2 separate regions of the Homo sapiens genome follow, and region 1 is linked to region 2. The links are chromatin contacts, found by Hi-C or POLR2A ChIA-PET in ENCODE. All regions are on one chromosome and are shown on one strand. Each heading gives the region's core, a stretch centred on a gene start or an enhancer-like site at or near the end of the contact. The rest is flanking DNA. Distances are from core to core; before and after follow the strand shown.

Region 1 (3,786 bases), core at 799-3,298, 40 kb before region 2:
CACTTAGGAAATCCTGAGCTTGACCAACGGCTTTGTGAGTGTTCGTTTGTTTTAATTGTTAAAAACAATATGACTCAGGTCTCTGCCAAAAGAAACTAATGAAGCCACGCAGGGAAGCAGCCTCTGCTGAGCTCTCACCGCACAGCAGGCCCACAGGGGGTCTCGCCGATGCTCACTGTTCACCCGGGATGCGCAAGGCTTTGGGCCAGGTCTTCTGTGTAAATTAGCACTGGATCCGGGCAGGCACCAAGTGAGGAGGTGATCACCCCACCCCACGATGAGGAAATGGGGGCTCCCGCAGGAGGAATACGCTCAGTGTGACCCAGCGCATAGTGGGGGCCAGGATTTGTACCCAGCACGTCGGGCCCTGGGGCCACCTTCTTTCCATCTTGGGTAGAGGTTTCCTTGGGCACGAGGGGTCCCTGCTTGGTCTGTGAATTACTCAGGGGCTCCTGCAGGCGGCAAGGCCCTGTTTGTCAGACACCCTCTTCCTCCCTGTCCATTACGGGGTCCGAGGCCCTTCCCTTGTCATGCCCCCAACACACAACCACACCCTTAAACACACGCAGACACACACTTCGACAAACACACAGACACACTCTCACGTGCAGACATATTCGCACATGCAGACACAAACACATACGTAGACACACTCACGCACCAGTCACACACACTGACGCACATTCAGCTATGACAGGTGCAGGTCCCTGGAGTGAGGACGTGTGTGATCCATGAATCAATGCACACCTGGGTGGTTGACTCAGTGGGCCCTGCTCCGTCCCAGTTGCTGCTGTTGTCACCAGGTGTTCACCTTGTGAGAGGCCCTTTCCCTTGGGGATGCTGTCACAGCGTCTCTGCCGCTCTGCCTCCCACTCCCCGCCCCTGACCTCATATATTCACAGGAAGACTCACAGGAAGACTCAGGTGACATACAAATGCTCACAGTCCCATAAGACACATCCACATACTTAGACAGTCACACCCTATGCACACAGATGCACATGCACTCACACGCACCCCGCTCAGGCTCGTGCACCAGGCTCTCCCCAGCTCCCCAGCCTGCTCCACCCGCTCTGCCAGGGGAGCATGCCCATGATGCTGGCTGTGGAGCCCCCGGTATGGTGGCTCATAGGGTGGAGGGATTGTGGGCCGCTGGCTCAGGGCAGGGCCAAAACCTGGAGGCCCTGTGCACAAAGACCAGGCCCTGGGACACAGGACAAGTGAGCAGGGCAGGCACGGCTGGGAAGGACAGAGAGGGCACCAGGAGGCCAGGCAGGGTCCCACGAGGCTGGTGGCCACGGGGTGGAGAGCGCCAGTCACCGTAGGGATGGCAGAAAGAGAGAAGGTGGGTTTGGCTGGCTGGGTGTGGCGGGAGAGCTCCCAGGGCTGACGGGGTTGGGGGCTGGGGGCTGGCTCGGCCCTCTCTAATATGGTCCATTTCCCTTTGGGGGGCACATCGAGTCACAGTTGGGTTCAACCTGGTACGTCTCGGTGCCAGGAGCCAACTCCGCTCTCCTGCAAGACAGGACCTCTGTTTCTTCATCTAGGTTTCCCCAGCTCATAGCCCAGGCTGCATGCAGTCAGTGCTCAATGCATGCAGGGTCAAACTTCCCCAGTTGCCTTCCCTATGCTCCAGAGACTGCTGTGTAAGAGACTCCTCCAAGCACACTCGCTGTGGCTGCTGGTCTGTCCCGCCCCTCCCGGCTGCCCCAGGGGCCTTCACGGAGTGTGGAGAGCAGGAGGCCTCCCCAACACCTCTCACAATGGTGGGGGTGTCTGTGTTCTCTTCTCTTTCTTCCAGGTTGTGGGGGCTGCGGCACAGAAATCAAGAATGGCCAGGCCCTGGTAGCCTTGGACAAGCACTGGCACTTGGGCTGTTTTAAGTGCAAGAGCTGTGGGAAGCTCCTGAATGCCGAGTACATCAGCAAGTAAGTGGGGGGAGGGCTCTAGTGAGAGCCTCCGCTCAGGCTTCCCTACTCTGTGGGGGTCCCACACTCTGCACGTGTCCCCAGCGCCACCCTCTCTGTGTCTCTCCTATTCCTCACACAGCTACTACTGCCCTGCTGCTGGGTGAGAAGCATGGCTCAGAGCTCAGCGAATTTGTCCCAACAGCCTTATGTCCCCCTTCCCTGGCCAGCCCTGGCTTCTCTAACGGCATTTGCAGCATCCGGCTCCTTTTTTTGGATGAGAAGCAGAGCTACCAGGGCTGCCAGTGCTGAGTTTTTGAAGTGCCTTCCCTCCCCGTCGCAGTCCCCCTCCACCATCCCCATGGGATCAGCTGCCTTTCCGGCGCCTGGATGTCCTGCAGGAGGTGAAGCAATGTCAGCAGAAGCCAGCATGGAGATGAGGAGAGGGGGCTGACCCATCCCAGGTGTCAGGGCTGGGGCCCCACAGCCACGCACTCTGTCTTCTGCAGAGCGGGGGCCCCTGGGGCAGCTGCCATCGACACCAAACATGTCCCACAAATGTGCAGTCACACTGGGGTGGTGGCCGATTTGGGAACCAGGGAAGGCTTCTGGGAAGATAATGGCCTTGAATGGAGGCAGCTCAGGGCCAGGAGCTGGGGGTCGGTTTTAACCCTGGGGGATTGGGGACCTGAGGCAGGCAAGCCTTCCGCATGGTGCAGGTGAGGGGCGAATATGTGGACGAGCTGAAGGCGGGCAGCTCCTCTGAGCGCAGAGGGCCCCTTCCTGGGAGCTAGAGGGTCTTCTGGCCACTTTTATCTATGCTGTGCTTGTTCTCAATGCCCAATGGGAACAAAATCATCACAGGAATTGATGGGGATGAAAAACGCCCTGTGATAAAACTGCATGGAGTGAGGCGCGCGCACACACACACACACGCACGCACGCATATGCATGCACATTCGAGCACATGTCACACGGAACCTGAATCACGTCGGTGGATGTGCCCGTGTTGACTTCCTGGCTGAGGGTGTATACTAATTCTGCATCACCACTGGGGGAAACTAGGCGAAGGGTACATGGGACCTCTCTGTATTGTTTCTTACAACTGCTGGGGAATCTGCAATGATCTTCAAGACATCATTTTAAGTAAAACCTCCAAACCAAGGTGAGCTTGCACCCAGGGTGAGGGACCTGTGCGGTGCATGAGTTTCCCCGCCTGTGTCACGGTCATCCAGGGACCGCCCGGTGTGGTGCACGCAGCACTTTAATATAAAATGAAAATGCCCAGCCCCGTGCAGGCGGCAGGCCCCTCCCGCAGCGTTGGCAGCTCACCCACACCGTGCATGTTACTTAGCAGCCTCCAGAGCTGTCCCAGAATTGACAAGGAGGGCGTTGGTGTTGCCATGGAGATGTTATCTTTAACTTCCCATTTGCTGCAAATAACACTCGTTTGTGGGTTATTACGGGAGTCCTGAGGTCAGCGGCATTTGGAAGTAAGCCTGAGGACTCATTGTATGTCTCCCCCTCACATGGAAGGAAGGGCTGCCACTCTCTGAGCGATGGCTTATCCCAGCTGTGGGCCACTTCCAGGCCGCAGCCAGAGAGGGGCACCCAGGCCCGGGGCTCATGACCCCACATCCTGGGGACCTAGCAACAGCCCGGAGCTTGGAGGAAAAGAACGTGAGCTGGGGTCTAATCCATGACAGCCTGAGAAATCCTCCCTTCTCTAGTAGCTGTGCAAAAACTCAAACCAAATTTGGAACACTACAGCAACTTCAGCGATGCTGGAAGGGGCGCATTGGAGTGGCAGGTACCTCGCTCTGTGCCAGTCACCCCCACACGTGCTGGGTCTGGCCGGGGCTGAGAGGACAGCCCTGGT
Region 2 (4,156 bases), core at 921-3,420:
AGGTCTTTTTATGTTGCCCGGGCTGGTCTTGAACTCCTGGCCTCAAGCAATCCACCTGCCTCAGCCTCCCAAAGTGCTGGGATTATAGGTTTGAGTCATCACGTCTGGCCAACACTGTTCTTTTTTTTTTTTTTTTTTTGAGTTGGAGTTTCGCTCTTGTTGCCCAGGCTGGAGTGCCACGGCTCCATCTCAGCTCACTGCAACCTCCACCCCCTGGGTTCAAGCGATTCTCCTGCCTCAGCCTCTCAAGTAGCTAGGATTATAGACATGTGCCACCACACCCAGCTAAGTTTGTATTTTTAGTAGAGACGGGGTTTCTCCATGTTGGTCAGGCTGGTCTCAAACTCCCGACCTCAGGTGATCCACTCGCCTGGCCTGCCACAGTGCTGGGGTTACAGGCGTGAGCCGCTGTGCCTGGCCTATTTTTATGCTTAGATTGGATGATAACTGGGTGGCCATGTAGAAATATGATTGGACAAAATGTGTGTGATCTGATGGGAACAGACTGAGTGGGGAAACAGCAGGGCCGTCTGCTCAGATGCTCCTTGGCCTCTCTGGGGAGTCCTTCTTCCTCCAGGTATAGGGCACAGGGGGTCTTAGGACCTACTCTCAGGCAAGCTAGGTCAGAGAATGGCTCCATGGCCAGGTTGTGCACAGAATGAGGGAAAGGTTAGACTCATGTTTCTAGGCTTCATGGCTGGCTTTGGGGAGGAACTTCTAGTTTCTATGACCCGCCTTGGGGAAGAGGAACTCTGGTTGGTATGGCTCACTTCAGCGGGGGTAGGAAGGAAGAGGGTGAGAGACAGGAGGGCAGGAGGCGGTCAGAGAGACCCTGCTTCCGAGGCCTTCCACTCTCCCTTAGGTCAAAGTCCTCAGCATGCTGTGGCTCCGTACTTTGGGGTATTGTTTTCTGAGCGCCAACATTTGCAAAGCACTTGGCATCCGGCTTGGTGCCTGCTAAGCGCTCATTCGTGGTAGCTGTTGCTGTTGCTGTTGTTGCTGCTGTTGTTGTTGGAACCTGCACGGCACATAGTAACTGCTCATTAAATATGAGCTCTTTTTTTTTTCTTTTTTTGAAGTGGAGTCTCACTGTGTCGCCCAGGCTGGAGTGCAGTGGTGCAATCTCAGCTCACTGCAAGCTGCGCCTCCCAGGTTCACGCCATTCTCCTGCCTCGGCCTCCCGAGTAGCTGGGACAACAGGCACCCGCCACCATGCATGGCTAATTTTTTTTGTATTTTTAATAGAGACGGGGTTTCACCGTGTTAGCCAGGATGGTCTCAATCTCCTAACCTGGTGATCCACCCACCTTGGCCTCCCAAAGTGCTGGGATTACAGGCGTGAGCCACCGTGCCCAGCCTCTTTTTTTTTTTTTTTTTAAACAAACTGGCATTTGCAAGGAGCGTGGGATGGTAGTGACTGTGTGTGCATGCAGTGAGCAGTGACAGCGGCCTCTGTTGTCATGGTCCCACTTTCAAGGCCATGCAACACTTTCAAGGCAGAGCTGGGCTTGGAGCCCACAGGTCTCCGTGACTCCGAGGCTTAGGTTTTTTCCAGGAGACCCTGCTGCTCAGTGCTGTAAACAGCCATGGTGGCTCCTTTCTTCTTGCATCAGGCAGTTACAAGCATGGGTGAGCACAAGCTCCCTGTGGAGCCCTGGGGACCCAGCCACGATCAGGCCAGATGGCATCCCTGTTCTGGGTAGGGGAAGGAGTTCCCGTCCACAGGAGAGATCGGGGCAGACCCAAGTGGGGGTTTCAGGTGGGACGCCTGCCAAGGGATGTTGGTGGGCAAAGAATTTCTGCACCAGTGGGGCATGCACTTGACCCAGGTCAACTGCAGCGTGGTGCACTGTGTCTCAGCTTTGATGGACTTCCTGCTCGGCCAAGTAGGTGTGCTCACAATTCCAGTTTTAAACAGAAGGCCTCGAACAAATTAATCCAGTCTCCCGGCTCTTAGTTTGACACAAGGGAGAATGTGTGGGGTGCCATGCTGCTTCCTCTTGGCCTCAGAGCTGCCCAGGGACCTGCCATCAGTGTGCCCACGTCGCTGATGCCACTCTGAGATATGAGCTGACTTTGCAGCCTCTAAGTAATGGAGCCACAATGCAAGGACACGTGCTCCCAATTCTGACACGTGCTCCAAGCACCATGGTCAGCACCCAGCCTGGCTGCATCCCAGCCCTCCCAGGGGCCAGACAGGCCAGAAGCCCGAACAGCCCTGCTCTCTCTCCCACCTTGGGGTTGGTGCCACATGAGTGGGCACTGCACACGGTCCGGCTCTTCACCAAGATGATGTGATGTGGTGGGCAAGCCCTCCTTATCCCAGGGTTCTGCCCTGCTTTTCTTTTCTTTTCTTTTTTTTTTTTTTGAAATGGAGTCTCGCTCTGTCGCCCAGGCTGGAGTGCAGTGGCACGATCTTGGCTCACTGCAACTTCTGCCTCCCGGGTTCAAGCAACTCTCCTGCCTCAGCCTCCCAAGTCTGTGAGATTACAGGCGCCCACCACCATGCCTGGCTAACTTTTGTATTTTTAGTAGAGACAGGGTCTCACCATGTTGGCCAGGCTGGTCTCAAACTCCTGGCCTCAGGTGACCCACCTACCTTGGCCTCCCAAAGTGCTGGGGGTACAGGTGTGAGCCACTGCGCCTGGCCACCCTGCTTTTTATCTCACCTCTGCTGGTGTCTGTCATCAACCTACTGTGCGCCTGGCCCCCTGCTCTGTGCTGAGCACCCCCACGGTCTCAGAAAGGGGCCGTTCCATGTCCCCGTCGGGTGCTTTGCAGGTTGCAGCTGCCCACCCCTGCCTGCTGTGGGTGGTTGTCAAATGCAGCATCCCCTTCCTTCACCGTGAGGAAGAGACCGGCTCCCCCTGCCATTCACGTGCACAGGAATGCACCAGAATCCACCAAGTGGCTGCATCTCCTCCACGGACCGTGAGGGCTTGGCGGGCAGGGACTGGGCCTCGTTCATCTTAGTTTCCAGGATAAAATGTGCACACAGTAGACCCTCCATAAACCATGGGGCTTTTGGACATCACCTATTTTACTGCTCTTTTCTTTCTGCCAAAAGCAATCTGCATTTATTAAAAAAAAAAAAAAAAAAAAAACAGTAATCAGCACACCAGAGGAAATTAAAGCATTTACATCCTGCCAGCCACAGTGGCCCTGCCGATGCTTCTGAGATACCCTTCAGGTCTCGCTTCTGTGTGTGTGTAATTTTTATAACATGGGGTCACACTGAACATATTATTTTGTAACCTTTATTTCAACATGGCAATAGTGCAGAGTATAAAAGCAACGTTCTTCCATTCTGTGTTATCATTGACTGGGTTATATGGTAATGATACTGTTGTAAGTGGCCATATTAGTGTGTATTATGCTGGGTGGAGTGTGGGAAGGAAGAAGGCAAAGAGGAAAAACCCTTTACACACACTCCAGAGACCTTCCGCCAATTAGAGAGTGCAGCCCGTTGTCATGGCAACCACCCAAGGACTTGGCATGGGGGAAAGTGGATCTGCAAGGCCACTTAGCAACCTGTCTGAGGGGTCGGGCAGGGGCTGTTGGCATCGTGCAGGCTGCCCTCTCTGACCCCTGCTGTCAGGGCTGGGTGGTTCAGGGAAGCCTGAGGAAGGCTGGGAGCTAACCCAGGGCAAGGCGGCCCCCTATGCTGTGGGGCTGGACAGGTGAATGCTGTGATCATCGCTGCTTGGAGGGGACGGAGGTGGGGAAGGGAGGATGCAAAACACACCCCGCCAGGCATCTGGCTGAGAGTTCACCTGACTTTTGCAAATGCTTGATTGGCTTTTGTTCAATTCACAAGCCTGCTGTCAACCTCACAGCTGGGCAAGGGTCTCAGTGATGAATCCTGGGCCTCTAGGAGCCACAGTCTTGAGGGGATAAGGGACAACTCAACAGATGAAGATCAACACTAACTTGTTGCGGGGGTGTGGGGAAGGAAGCCTCGAGGAGGGGCCTTCGCTGAGCCTGGAAGGACCAGAGGCAGAGCTTAGGGAAGAGGTGTGGGAGGGGCACATCCCAGAGAGGGAACAGCAGGTGCAAAGCCCCCAGGCTGTGAGTGACTGGGAGCTGAAAGGACTTGAGTGCTAAGTGGCATGGATAAGTGGGTAAACAAGCGCCAGAGTTCCAATTTCCCAGAAGG

What was found. A loop is a pair of places that touch in the nucleus more often than their neighbours do. ChIA-PET counts read pairs that join two places held with the same protein, here RNA polymerase II (POLR2A). Pooled maps may share reads with other maps.
Region 1: a map with no recorded cell type shows a loop between it and region 2 (2.7-fold over the local background). The contact joins two enhancer-like sites. A Hi-C loop is called at or near these places in 1 of 168 maps with a recorded cell type or tissue (endothelial cell of umbilical vein), 1 of 37 single-sample maps with no recorded cell type and 1 of 50 pooled maps. POLR2A ChIA-PET finds 5 or more read pairs at or near these places in 4 of 52 experiments (MCF 10A, PC-9 and WTC11).

What each region holds. Positions count from the first base shown.
Region 1 is chr4:8,078,818-8,082,603 of GRCh38, reverse strand. ABLIM2 (actin binding LIM protein family member 2) reads left to right here. Exons shown (of 21, transcript NM_001130083.2): 5 at 1,802-1,928. Among named protein-coding and RNA genes, the nearest start is that of MIR95, 75 kb to the right of the region's middle. RefSeq lists an enhancer at 3,379-3,786. Within about 2 kb of position 2,048, at least 3 of the 41 ENCODE cell types and tissues checked have a DNase peak (open chromatin) inside an H3K27ac peak, as active enhancers do.
Region 2 is chr4:8,038,823-8,042,978 of GRCh38, reverse strand. All of the region lies in intron 9 of ABLIM2 (actin binding LIM protein family member 2), which reads left to right. Among named protein-coding and RNA genes, the nearest start is that of MIR95, 36 kb to the right of the region's middle. RefSeq lists an enhancer at 2,242-3,197. Within about 2 kb of position 2,170, at least 2 of the 41 ENCODE cell types and tissues checked have a DNase peak (open chromatin) inside an H3K27ac peak, as active enhancers do.